Regions from separate parts of the Homo sapiens genome. Here all the other regions are linked to region 1. Evidence: chromatin contacts called from ENCODE Hi-C or POLR2A ChIA-PET data. All regions are on one chromosome and are shown on one strand. The core of a region is the stretch at or near the end of the contact, and the rest is flanking DNA. Distances in the headings are between cores, read along the strand shown. Region 1 holds the start of PRDM4 (PR/SET domain 4). Region 2 holds the start of CORO1C (coronin 1C). Region 3 has its middle 16 kb from the start of SELPLG.

Region 1 (4,390 bases), core at 1,891-4,390:
AGTCCTTACACTGGGCTTTATTCTCTGCGTATGGGAGGGGGTGAAGCAGAGAAGAGGAATCAAATGAGGTTACATATTCCTTAGCAGTGAAATCAAATCTAAATAGGTTTTTAATTCTGAAAAATGGCAATGCCATTTTATCAATCAACCTGAAAATAATAATAGCTAAAATTTATGGCTCCCTTACCATGTGCTATGTATTGGGCTAAGTGATTTATATGTAACTATCTCTCTTAATCTTCTTTTTTTTTTTTTTTTTTTTTTTGTTTTTGAGACAGGGTCTTGCTCAGTAGCTGCAAGCTGGAGTGCAGTGGCGTGATCACAGCTGACTGCTGCCTCTACCTCCTAGGCTCATGAGATCTTCCCACCTCAGCCCCCAAGCAGCTGGGACCACAGGCAAGTGCCACCATGCCTGGCTAATTTGTTTTTATTTTGCAGAGATGGGGTCTCCCTATGTTGCCCAGGCTGGAGGTAGGTATTATTCTTAATCCCACTTTAAAGATGAGGAAACTTAAGATTCAATGATGCTAGGAAACTTAACCCAGAATCACATAACCAGTAAGGAGAGCTGGGATTTAAATTCAGAACTAATTTAAGAAACCAAAGCTCTTAACTATAGTAAGAAAAAGACAATTACAATAAAAGAACTATATTGCCTTTTACACAGTTGCAATACATTAGGGCCTATCTACTTATATTGTGGCGTATATTTAAAGTTCCACATAGACCTGTTTCTTGCATTATTAGGTTTCACCCTTATCCCTGGCCATGGATCCCATAAAACTAAGCTCTAAGACATCAATAAAATGTAAAAGGCCAACCTAGTACCTTGTATAGAACAGACATTCTGAATTTTCTTATTTTATCGGATGGAGCTATGCAAACTCATCACCCTTACCAGAAAGACAGCTAGAAGCACCTGGCAAATGAGGTACACCTTATGAAGAACAGCATGCTAATAACAGTTTTTATTATGCTATAAAATAAAGCAGCCCAGGTGTGGTGATTTACACCTGTAATCCCACACTTTGGGAGGCCAAGGCAGAAGGATCGCTTGAGCCCAGGACTTGGAGACGTCCCTAGGCAACACAGTGAGACCCCTGTCTCTACTAAACATTTTTTTTAACTTAGCCAGGCATGGTGGTTCGTGCTTGTGGTTCCAACTACAGGGGAGGCTGAAGTGGGGAGGTCGGGGCTACAGTGAGCTCTGCCTGTACCTCTACACGCCAGCTGGGGTGACAGAGTGAGACTGTGTCTTAAAAACAAAAAAAGCAAAAAATCCCTGTAGCCTAAAGAAAACATATCTACCTTAATTTTGAAAGTTGCTGGGCTTGAGTTGGTTTAAAACAGACTTTTCCCTAACTCTTTATAGCTACAACCATAATTAAAACACTACAATCACTACAGCTGTAACAGCCTACTTAACAAATTGGTTACAATATTTTTTTAAAAGTACAACTACAAGTCTGCACCTTCAACTCTCATTCTGAAAATTCCTGAATATTTATTTAATTTCAAGATAAAAATCAGCATGGTGTTTCTAGGTTGACTCCTAGGCCTTCTCAAACCAGTTCAAACCAGAGTTTAATGCGAGAGGCTCAGCAGATTTCTGCTTTGTTGTGAGTCACTAAAACGTGATGACCTCAGCAGCCATAAACCAAAGGTAATGAGTATCCCACAGAGAGAAGGCAGATGAAGGGAATGTACAATATGATCCTCATAAGACTTTCTCATTCTAAAATGCAGTTCTATTCTCATTTTCTTTCTCCTATGAGATTCTAAGAAGCAATCCCGGAAGAAGGCAAGAATCAAGATACTAAGCTCTATCTTCCCTACTCATTTAGGGTAAAATAATTTCCTACACAGTTCTACAGTTTATGTGTGTGTTTCTAACTGACCTATGCAACCATCTGCCAGTTGCTGATTTTACACCTTTTTCTTCGCATAAAATATAATAAACTAACTGAAATGCAGCCACTTTGAAAAATGCAGTGGGGCTTCAATAATTTCAATGAATTTGTGCCTTATCTTCCTTATTCTAAACATACGGCCTTTGAAAGGGCCTTGAAAAAACAGCCAAATGCAACAATTTCTGTGGCCTGCTTCTGTACTTAAACATCAGCATGAAGCTTGCAGAATTAAGAACTTAATTCCCTCACTATCGTCCCTGCCATACCAGCAAAACTCAAGGTGAAGCATAATAAGATAACAATACACGTTGGAATCCGGAAAAATATATTAAACGCTCAAATAACTGAAAGACACAGGAAAAGGTGTCAACAAGCCAACAATAAACGTGTGGCTACTGGGAACAACTTTCCACATGTGGAGTAAATTAGGATGCATGAGATTACATTCCACCCAACACTAGTTTCTGGATTTGTTTCCTTTGCAAATCACACCTGTAACCTTCTCAATGGCACCAAAAACAACGGCACTGACCCTGGACACTCACTCGCCAGAGTTTCCAACGATGTCACCAGTGCTGAAGCCCACCTCCCTACTCACCTGTGATGCATCGGCTTGGGGCCAAATATCAGAGAAAGGAGCGCTCGGGTGGTGGGGAACAGGCATCAGGGTTTGCGTTCCAGGGTCACGTGCTACCACATCTTGCTCACAACCGCTGCACCGACGCGGCCACTCGTCCCCGGGGTCGCCCGGGGCCGCCCAACTTCTCCCGAGGGCCGGTGGCCGTGCACCCCGCCACGGGTTGGGGCATCTCGGGGAACACCTGGGGCCTTCCGTCCAGAAGCTTCGGGAAGGGGGCTGCCCAACCTGGGGGAGTGGGGACAAGAGCGGTCACCAAAACCACAACAAGGTCGCAGCCCCCATCCCAGCTACCCGAAAGCCCCAGGCGCTGCCGACACCGCCACCCAAGGGCTGTGGATTAGCCCGCCCGCGGCCCGCAGGCCGGGCCGCCGCGCCCCGCCCCGCTCCGGCCGGGCCCGCGCGCAGCCCACCTGCCAGCTGCGCTGGGGGCGCACGCGCCTGCCCCACTGCTTTGTTCCTCATCCGGGCAGAGTTCGCCTCGGGGCCCTGCCCGTCCGCTCGGCCCCCTCACCCCGGGGGCCGCTGCCCTAACGTTTCCCGTCCCGCCCGGCCCTTCCCGGCCCGCGGCCTCCTCTGGGCCGCACCCTCTGCGGCGCGTTTCCGGATCCTCAGCCACTCTCAGCGCCCGCCGCTCCGCCCCTCGTGCGTGCGCCCTCCCCGCCGCGGCCCGCAAGCGGCGCCCGCGCACCGCGTCGCCCTTCTCCCAGCCCAGGCCCCTCCGCGCGTGCGCACGGCAGAGGCACTGGCCGCGAGAGGCTCGGCCGGGAGTTCCGCGTCTCCATCCGGCCGGGTAGAATCGAGCGCCGAGCGATCGGCCCATGGTTGCTAGGCGACCAGGGCTGCTGTTCCTGCAGGGATTGAGTTTTGAATCCCCTAAATCCCGCAGACTCAGGATTTCGTCTTCATGACATTCCCCTACTAGAGAAGCATGGGTCCACACAAAGCCCCCAAAATTCGAAGTATGGGATTTGGCCCCGAGGGTTGCCTCTGCTGCCCAGGAGGAATTGGGATTCTATCCTGAATATTTTCGGCCGTCTGCTACACCTGAAGGCTGCCCAGTTTCCCTGCTTCCCGTCGTAAATGCTGGGGTTTGGGATTTTAAACAAAATTTCCTTCCCCTTTTCTCTGCCCTCAGTTCTCTACTGCGCGCCAGGCACTGTGCCTAACGCTAGGAGTACCGAGATGGCTTTAAAGGAAGGTGGTCCCAAGCTCCTGAGCAGTAGACGTTGAAATTACACCACACTGCCTGGTGGCTCCCTTACACCAGCAGAACAGCAGACCCAGGAATTCTTCCTGTCATTCACAAAGCGTCTGTTGAATTACATCTCAAACCTAGGGATACAGAGCAAGGCACAAGCCCTGACCTTCACCTGCCTGCAGTCTAGTGGGAACTGATGAATTTTGAAAATTCAGTCTAATGTGAAAGGGTAGAGGCACATGCAACCTTTTGGACGAGAGCTGGGAGGGGTGTCAACCCCCATAATGTTTCCCTTCGTTTACTTCTCATGGGGGGAAAGCACATTCCAGATGAGGAAACTTCACTGAACATTGGCAGGCAGGTCACATTGGTTTTGCTCTCTGTTGACAACAAATAGAAATCTAAATCAAGAAGGTCATCATCTCAACTGAGAGACAGTATTCCCTGAAATGCCACTTCAAATCTGGAGCCTAGAGAATGATGATGTATCTTATTACCGGCCGAATGCTTTCACTAGGTTTGGGTTTGGATGTCTGTTCTTTTGGAACAATTTTATTAAGTTGAGAGGTGAACATAAAAATCAGGTCACATAAATGTAAGAGCTAAAACCATAATACTTACAGAGGAAAATAAAGGCAAAAA
Region 2 (4,390 bases), core at 1,336-3,835, 970 kb after region 1:
CTTGAAAATGCAAGTAGCTCTCAAATTTATTATTGCCCCACCCCTGGAAAAGAGGTCAAAGGTAAAACAGACCAATTAATAATATGTTTCTAAAGTACCAGTTTGTGACAAATCAAAATATGAGAAATTAAAATTTTGCCATCATAAAGAAGAGACTCGTCGACATACCCACTTATATAACTAAGAATTGATATTCATCCTTTTGAACATTCCATCTCATAGTCGTTAGAGTGACTCTCTTCCTCATGGTTGGAGTGGATCCCAGAAGTGACAGATAAGTTAAACATAAAACTTTTATCAAAAAATCCAACGGTGTTTAAAAAAATGCTATTCACTGACACCGAATCTAATCCTAAACTATATATAAATAAGTATAAATGCTGATTAGCACAATCTGCAGGCAAAGTAACAAAGGATCATGAAAAAGTCAATATTGTGTGCAGTTATGTTTCATCGGTATGTATCTATTAAAATTCATCAGGCTTTAATGTACCTTCCACAAGTAATCAAAATAAATATGGACAAGATAGGTTCTATATTTGTCAAAAATGTGTGCTCCTGACGTTTATACCAAATCTTTGTCCAATCCTCAGTACACACGACTAACCTCCACCACGAAACACTGCACTTCAAGACCTAAGGTACAACACAATTCTCAGTTTTATTTCACTTTTTTCCCTACTTATTTATGCGATTTCTCAGATCCAATGTTTACTATTATGCTTCATAGCCAAACATTATGACTGTGAAACATACCTCCAAACCAAAAATACTAGTTTCCTTAAATCATCTGAAATGTATAGAACCAAGTCCAAAATAGATTTTGCACATTTCTTCAGTTTTACAGGGAATGCAGAAAGTGAATTAATATTAAACAGGTATCTATTTGCCTTCACAACTGAACAGACGGTACAAAGCAACTGCTTATACTTAATCATGTTTCTGTCTATTCCAGCAGGCCCTGGTGTCAGGAGAACGTTCTGCCAGATAAGGACAATGAGATGCATTATTATATAGAGTGACTAAGAGCCCTACAAGTACTGTTTTAGAATGTAATCCCAGGCAGAAAGGCTGCGGTAAGAGGGCCTAATATTTTGTGGTAACTATTTCCAAAAGTAAATATATTCGCCACCCAGGACCAGTTTATTAAACGCGCACTACATTCAATTCTTTTCAAATGTCTTATAGGAGGGAAAAGCCTTTGTATCTTACCATGCCGGGGGAAATGAACAACTTGCAATTTGCTTCGCACTCTGAATCCCACGTTTGCAACATGTAGAGCAAGCACTTTAGACACCACAAAACAAGGGCAGCCTACATTACGGCCAAATATAGGATGTGTTTCTAAATCGTGATGCAGTAAAGCCTACGATTCCTTTTCCAGCGTTCAAAATCCTTTGAACACTCCCAAAAAAGGATGCCAGGGCCAGCGCCTCCCTCCAAGAGGAAGCCCCTTTCTTCTCAGCTCTCACCGCAGCCTGCCACTTCCCCCAACACATTCAAATCATTTGAGAGACGGAGAGCTGGGGAGCGTGCGCCGGTGGGGACAGGCGGGAGAGCTCGGTTTCTGCATTCCCACCCTCCACGTCTGACCTCATCCTCAGTCATTTCGGCGCAGCGGGGCCCCACCTGCACCTCGCTCCTTTTTACTGCGTCCCTCGCCAGCTGCCCCGCTATTAGGGAAACACACCTCTGAATCACCCAGTTCACTCGGACACCCTGGGCCCCCGATCCGACAGCCTTCCTGCTTCGTTCCTCCCCTCCCAACCCCCAGCCAGTCCCAGCCCTCTGCTCCCTTGGCCGGGCTCAGCCTCTTCCCAAGCCGCCCCCACCCACATTACTCCAGCTCCAGCTCTGCCCCGCCCCGCCTGACCCCCAACCGAGATCTGCAGGGCCCAGAGCTGGTCTCGCACCCAAAGCCAGGAAACCCGCAGGCCAGGCGGCCGCCCTCGCCCCTCCCGACGCAGGGCCCAGCTCGCCCCGGCCCCACGTGAGCCCGGCCCCTACCCGCCCCCACCCACTCGTTCCCTGGGGCGGCCCAAACCCAGTCCCCAGGCCTGGAGCCCCCGGGCTCTACGCCTCGCCCGAAGCAGCCCTTCCCTCCCAGCACCTCGCCCAAGCAGGCGATCCCTGACCCCTAAAAGCCTTCCCTGGGCAGCCTCGTCCCACCTCGGCCCGCGGCTCCGCACCCGGCCAGGAGCGTTCCGGACCTCGAAAGCCTCCTCCCCACAGGGACCCTGCTTCACGCTCCCCACGCCACCTGGTTCGGTCCCCAACTCCCTTTCCCCGAGCCCCCGACAGCAGCCCCCGGCCCTAACCCCTTGCAACCCAGCCCGTGAACCCGCGCCCCGCGCGCCCACCCAGCACTGTCCCCTCCACCTAGCCCTGCCCCTCGCCCCGCCGGCTCCTGTCAGGCGGCGCAGGCACATGCTCAGAGGACAGGTCCGCCCGCCCGACTCGCTCTCAGGCTGCCCCCGCCGGGCGCGAGCCGCTCACCCGGGCCGAGGTGCCTGAGGCGCCGCCGCCGAAGTCCCCGCTGCAAAGCCGGGCGAAGCCTCCAACCGCTGCCGCCTCCAGCCTGGCACTGAGCGCCGTGCGGGGGAGGGGCGCGGGCAGCCGCCACCGCCCCCGCCACCGCGCGTAGGCCCCGCCCCCGCGCCGCGCGGGACCCAACCAGGGCTGCCGGGCCGCTGTGCGCCACGCCCACTTCCGGAGGGGAAGCCCGCTTCCCACCCCACGTTCCACGCCTCGCTACGCCCCCTCTGGTCGCACCGAGGGATGCAGGCGGTGCCCAAGCGCACGCCCCGCTCTCCAGTCATCTGAGTGGTAGAGGGCCACGCCCACAGGCGCCTCCGAGCAACGCCCACTGCTCCTTAGACCCCGGAGCGGGGTTCTTAGAGCCCCGCCCACTGACCCGCTAGGCTCTGCAAGGCCACGTCCCCTGGCTCCTCAAAGATTCCCCCAGAGCCCCTCAATACAGGAACATTAGCTCCTCTGAGCCCCGCGCACTGCCTATCCGAGTCCTTAAACCAGCCTCCTGCTTCCCTAAGCCCGGCTCCCCTCCCACTGCTTCAGAACTCGCCCAGCGGCCTCACAAAGCCCCGCCCCGTCTTCCAGAAGCCCCGCCCAAGGACCGCAACCCTATTCCTAGCATCTCAAGCCCCGCCCACTACCCCATCTCAACGTTTAAACCCCAAGCCCCGCCCCGAATTCGCGAATCCACGCCTCTGGCTCCCGAGGCTCCGCCCTGGCTCCGTCACACCCTACCACCACCTCCCTTGAGGACTGCCGACGTTCCAGCCCTCCCTGAACCGTCCATTGTCACATTCCTAGTGCAGAGTGGCCGCCCCTGGGCTGGGCCACACCCACGTAACCCCAAAGAGGGCCCGTGATTGACCCCATTTCGCAGGTGAGGGAATGGAAACTTCAGGGTTCCTCCCTTCCTTTCCCTGGCCAGAGTCCCTTAATAACTCGGCGGCCCAGGCCTGAAAGTCGGAGCACGGGAATTTGAGCCTCAGCTCTGCGGCCGTCAGACTGTGTGACCTGGGACAGTTCTCTTACCTCTTTGGGCCTGAGTCCCCTAATCTTCAGCATGAAGAAGTTGTCCTGTTAATAGCTAAAGTCCCTTTCTGAAACACCAAGCTCTGAAATACCGAGATTTGAGGAAACAGAGCCTGGGGAACCGAACCGACTGTGGGGTAGGGCTATTTACTTCCCAAAGCAAGGCATCTTTGCCATTCACAGGGGGATTTTTTATTTTAAGCGTCAGCCTCAGAAACGTGTGTTATTTAAATCAAGCTTGACCTGAACTAAGACAGCTATCACAGCAAATTATTTATCCTCTCTAAGGGTCAGTTTCTTTATCTGTAAAATGGGGATAACAGCCCCTCCCTCACAGGGTTCCATGAGATCATATTAGCAGCCATGATCGTGGCATTACTTTTTGCCATTAAAAGGAATGGCAAAAACCGCGATTACTTTTGCACCAGGATAATAGTAATATACTTAGAAGAGTTCCTGGCTTGTGATAAACGCTCGACAGTACCTGTTGCTGCTACTGCTGGGACTCAACAAAATGAAAGGATGGGTTTTATTTTGCCTTCAAGCAGCCACTCCTAATAGGAGGAATTCAGCACCCTTCCTGCAGTAAGATTTGCCACTCACTTTATTTAAATGAGATAAACGTGATGAAACGCCTACTGCAGTGCCTGCCATATGGTGAGGCTCAAAAACAATTCACTTGTTTTTGTTTGTTTGAGACACAGTCTTGCTCTGTCGCTCAGGCTGGAGTGCAGTGGGGCAGTCCACGGCTCACTGCAGCATGGACCTCCCGGGCTCAAGTAATCCTCCCACCTCAGCCTCCCACGTAGCTGAGACTACAGGCACGCGC
Region 3 (4,390 bases), core at 591-3,090, 860 kb after region 1:
GCAAGCCGCTGCTAATCATTTCCCACCCCCAAGAGTAACCACTGATCTTTTCCAGAACTTCTTATCATTGGAATCACACAACATACAGCCCAGCCAGATTGTATGTCACTGTGGCTCACGCCTGTAACCCCAACACTTTGGGAGGCCGAGGCAGGAGGATCAGTTGAGCCAGGAGTTTGAGACCAGCCTGGGTTGGGCAACATAGCAAGACCCCCATCTCTACAAAAAAATAAGTAATTAGCCTGGCATGGTGGTGCACACCTGCAGTCTTAGCTACTCAGGAAGCTGAGGCAGGAGGATCGCTGGAGCTTGGTAGGTCAAGGCTGCAGTGAGTTATGATGGCGCCACTGCACTCCAGCCTGGGTGACAGAGTGGGACCCTGTCTCTAAAAAGAAAAAAATATATAGCCTTTTGTGTCTAGCTTCTTTCAGTCAGCATGGTGTCTTTGAGATTCATCCATGTTGGCATGAGAATCAGTGCCTCACTCCTGTTTATTCAGAGTAATATTTCCTTGCACAGATGGACCACAGTTTATTTATCCATTCACCAGCTGATGGATATTTGGGTTGTTTTCAGTTTGGGGATCTTATGAACAAAGCTGCTGTACACATTTGTAGCAGTCTTTGTATGAACATCTGTTTTCATTCTCTTGGGGAGATACCTAAGAATGGGATTTCTGGCTTGGATGGGGAGTACATGGTGAGTACACGTCTAACTTTATAAGAAACTGCCCAACTGGTTTCCAAAGTGGCTGTATCATTTTGCATTCCCACCAGCAACATGTGAGTGTTCTAGCTTCTCCACATCCTCACCAGCACTGGGTGTTGTCAGTCTTTCTAATTCTAGTCCTGCTGGAGGGTGTGAAGTGGCATCTGACTGTGGCTTTAATTTGCATTTCCCTGATGGCTAATGACCTCAAGCATCTTTTGCAACAGCTTTCCTGGAACCTCCACCTGGAGGTTGAGCAGGCCCTGAGACCCAACTTGGCTGAACCCCAGCTCAGGACACTCCTCTTACCACCAGCCCTGCAACCTCCTTCCATGGCTTTCCCAGCCACCCCGTGGCACCCTCATCAGGATAGCTGCCCAAGTCAGAAACCTGAGATTTCAACCTCCTTTTTCCTCACTTCCAACCCATCAGCAACTCCTACCCTTTTCTTCCCAATTACCTCTCGATTCCACAACTTCTTTGCACCCTGCTCTAGTCCAGGTTCTCCTCATCCTCACACAGCCTCTTCCTCCTCCATGCGGCCACCCTGGCTCCTTCCAGCTGCCCCCACCTTGTCTGCTCCCCTAGTGCAAACTCCTGTGCCCATGATGCTCCCACTGCCTGGAACTTTCTTCCCTCTATCCCTTCCCTCCCAAGTCAATAACTCTGTGTCCTTCAAGTTTCAACCATGATTTTCCTGACCCATGCCCCCCAGCTCTGGCCCCATTGCTCCCAGCATCTCTCCTCTGGGCTCAGGGCCCAGCCATAATCTGACATAATCTGATCTTTTCCTGGGTGATTATTTGATCAATCTGTCCCCCTCTAGACCATGAGCCCCAAAGGGGTCTCGAACTCCTGGCCTCAAGTTATCCGCCCACCTTGGCCTTCCACAGTTCTGGGATTACAGGCCTGTCCTACTCACATGGCATCCCAGGGCCTCTCACAGTGCCTGGCACATTCCATAGTAATCGGTGGCTTGGTTGAGTGGCAAAGAGGGATGGGATCTGGGGAAAGAATTTGGGGAGCCCCTGCCAGATCAGCTGCTGGATGAACCACCCCCAGGGTGGCAGCCCCAGCCTGTAAGAGACAAGGGACCTGGAACAAACTGAGCCCATCATCCCCCGCCCCCCATTTCCTGTCTACCCTCCTTCCTTCCCTGCTGGCAGAGCTGAAGTCAGCACAGTGTGGTTTCCTAACCGTGCAACCGGCTGGAGCAAGTGGTTCAGCTTTCTGAACCTCGGTTTCCCTGGCAAGAAAATGGAACAATCATTGCACCCACATTATGAGGTTGAGTCCTAAATGAGATAATGCAGACAAACTGTTTGACAAGGCACTAGGTATGCAGTAAGTGCTCAGTAAAGGCCAGCTGCTTGCCCCCGGCCATCCCTCTTAGTCCTAGGCCCCAGCTCTGCTGTGTTGTGTTCTCTGCAATGAGAGGGCTGCGCTGTACTCGGTTACCCTCCCAAGGAACAGCGCCTTCCCTCAGCAGCCAGGAGCCACAGAGGGTGACTAATGGGGGACTTCCAGGCCCCAGGGCAGGTCAGCAGGGCTGAGGTTTTGGGGCGTGGGATTCCCCCAGAACCCCGCTGTGATCTCAAGGACAGCGTGACACAGTGGTAAGATCCTGGCTTTCAGGTCTGGGTTCCAATCTCAGATCCTCTTCATGACCTGGGGCAGGTGACTTCACCTAGCTCTCATCCTCAGTTTCATCTTCTGTAAAATGGGGAGAATACTAGAACCGTCTGTGAGAGCTGTTTGAGGGGATTCACGGGGATATTGCAGCTGTGTGTGTGTTCAGGATGTGTTTGCTGAATGGATGAGTGGGGTGATTCAGGCTGGTGGTCCTCAAGGGCATGGGAGGCCCAGGCAGGAGGGGAGGGCACAGGGGTGTGCAGGAGCCAGACTATATCTGCCCGTGAGAGCTAATCAACAAAATTTTCAGAATTTTGTGTCAGTTGTTTAATAAATTAAATTCTATTATATTAAAAGCCAAGGTCATCAGTACTCAAAACTCACCAATTCCTAATAATTGTACTACATTATCCGATGATCGATGCCCTTGTTACTAACACCTATTGTATCATCAACTATATAATGGTTGGTAGCTCAAAATCGGCTGTGGGAGTATTTACATGGAAGACATTGGCAAATGCTACAAATCAGGACTTTTTCCCATTGGAAGCCAGTTGTTAAACACTTAACAGCACGCCACTGGCTTTGGGGCTCCTTCCTGGCTAAATGATCTCCAAGTCTGGCCCAAGGGAAACGCAGGCTTCCACCTGCTCTAAGAGCTGGCGGCGGGCGCCCCCTGGTGGCCGCTTCAAGCACCCGGCTTCGCCCACCCTGAATGAAATCCCACACCTTGGAGAGAGAGAAAACTGTAAAGGGAAGGTGGCCCTCTTCCAACGCAAATGGAAATCTGTGGTTACACAGCATCCTCAGGAGCTGTCAGGAAATAGGGGAAAGCTCCCAGGAAGACGAGGTGACAAGATCCCTGGGGAACAACTCAGAGGTCCTTCAGCCTGAGTCCACAGCCCCCTGCTGTGGAGCCTTCAGCTCCCCTTCTCTGATTTTTCTGATCCCTCCCAAAGGGGAGGTAGACTCAGTCTCTCCTGACCCATCAGCCTGCCGACCCCGGGTGTTAACTGACCCAGCCCATGGCAGACACTCCCACCTTCTTCCATCAGCACCCCCAGGACACTTTGAACACACCTGCCTGTGTGTATCAGATTTGATCCTTCCAGAAGTTCAGGGGAGGAGACAGACACTGCATTTCCAATATGTGTGGGCCCTCTCCCCACTCCTCCCCGATGCTGTCCCATGGCCTTTCCCCCTGACGGCTCTTTCCTACCTTTCCCTTGTCTCTTTCCTCCAACCCCTCTCTCCCAAGCCACAGCCAACCCCTGCCAGACTCAACCTTCTCTGTGAACTCCCCTTTTCCGGGATAAACCATTGGGGGCAAGGAAAGAAGTCCTTCACTTCCAAAGAGGCCATTGAAGGTATTTTTTTTCTTTTTCCTTTTCTTTTCTTTTCTTTTTTTTTTTTTTTTTTTTTGAGACAGCTTTTCACTGCTGTTGCCAAGGCTGGAGTGCAATGGCATGACCTTGGCTCACTGCAACTTCTACCTCCCAGGCTCAAGTGATTCTCCCACTTCAGCCTCCTGAGTAGCTGGGACTACAGGCGCACATCACTGCACCTGGCTAATTTTTGTATTTTTTGTAGAGACGGGGTTTCACCATGTTGCCCAGGCTGATCTCAAATTCCTGAGCTCAAGCCGTCCTCCTGCCTCGGTCTCCCAAAGTGCTGGGATTACAGGCGTGAACCACCACACCCAGCCGGAGGTATTTTTCAAGAAGAAAAATAAAGACTATCCCCTGAGATGACTTTTATTCCTCTCCTAGAAGGTAGAACAGAGTCTGTTTAAGCGGCAGCTTCTTTCTCTCTCTATGGAAATGACTGGAAGGTATTTGGGAGCAGAAGAGCAAGAACTCTCCAAATCCTGGTTTTCTAATCTGACTGAAACTGCCTTTGCAAAAATTATAACTGAGGAAATGATGACAGTGGAAGAGACCAGACCGAACAGACTCCATCTTGCTTCTAGCCTTTAAGCTGTCCTTGTTCATTCCTTCCCCAAAGTTAGGCTGAACTAACTTTGGGAAATAATTCAGTTCGTGTTTTGACT

The links. Hi-C counts contacts between places; a loop is a spot of excess contacts on that map. ChIA-PET counts read pairs that join two places held with the same protein, here RNA polymerase II (POLR2A). Pooled maps may share reads with other maps.
Region 2: a map of naive thymus-derived CD4-positive, alpha-beta T cell shows a loop between it and region 1 (12-fold over the local background). The contact joins the promoter of CORO1C here to the promoter of PRDM4 in region 1. A Hi-C loop is called at or near these places in 1 of 168 maps with a recorded cell type or tissue (naive thymus-derived CD4-positive, alpha-beta T cell) and 8 of 50 pooled maps. POLR2A ChIA-PET finds 5 or more read pairs at or near these places in 1 of 52 experiments (GM12878).
Region 3: a map of naive thymus-derived CD4-positive, alpha-beta T cell shows a loop between it and region 1 (7-fold over the local background). The contact joins the enhancer-like site here to the promoter of PRDM4 in region 1. A Hi-C loop is called at or near these places in 3 of 168 maps with a recorded cell type or tissue (CD4-positive, alpha-beta T cell and naive thymus-derived CD4-positive, alpha-beta T cell) and 11 of 50 pooled maps.

What each region holds. Positions count from the first base shown.
Region 1 is chr12:107,757,997-107,762,386 of GRCh38, forward strand. PRDM4 (PR/SET domain 4) reads right to left here and starts at 3,141. Exons shown (of 12, transcript NM_012406.4): 1 at 2,961-3,141; 2 at 2,509-2,775. The coding sequence starts at 2,519. It overlaps PRDM4-AS1 (PRDM4 antisense RNA 1), which reads left to right. Exons shown (of 5, transcript NR_120474.1): 4 at 279-396; 5 at 1,776-1,972. RefSeq lists silencers at 2,692-2,801, 2,852-3,431.
Region 2 is chr12:108,728,933-108,733,322 of GRCh38, forward strand. It overlaps CORO1C (coronin 1C), which reads right to left and starts at 2,586. Exons shown (of 11, transcript NM_014325.4): 1 at 2,497-2,586. RefSeq lists silencers at 1,865-2,144, 2,335-2,844 and an enhancer at 2,457-3,260.
Region 3 is chr12:108,615,276-108,619,665 of GRCh38, forward strand. No RefSeq gene overlaps it. Among named protein-coding and RNA genes, the nearest start is that of SELPLG, 16 kb to the right of the region's middle. RefSeq lists enhancers at 2,017-2,476, 3,057-3,106. Within about 2 kb of position 1,841, at least 14 of the 41 ENCODE cell types and tissues checked have a DNase peak (open chromatin) inside an H3K27ac peak, as active enhancers do; they include CD4-positive, alpha-beta T cell, where a contact is called at or near this core.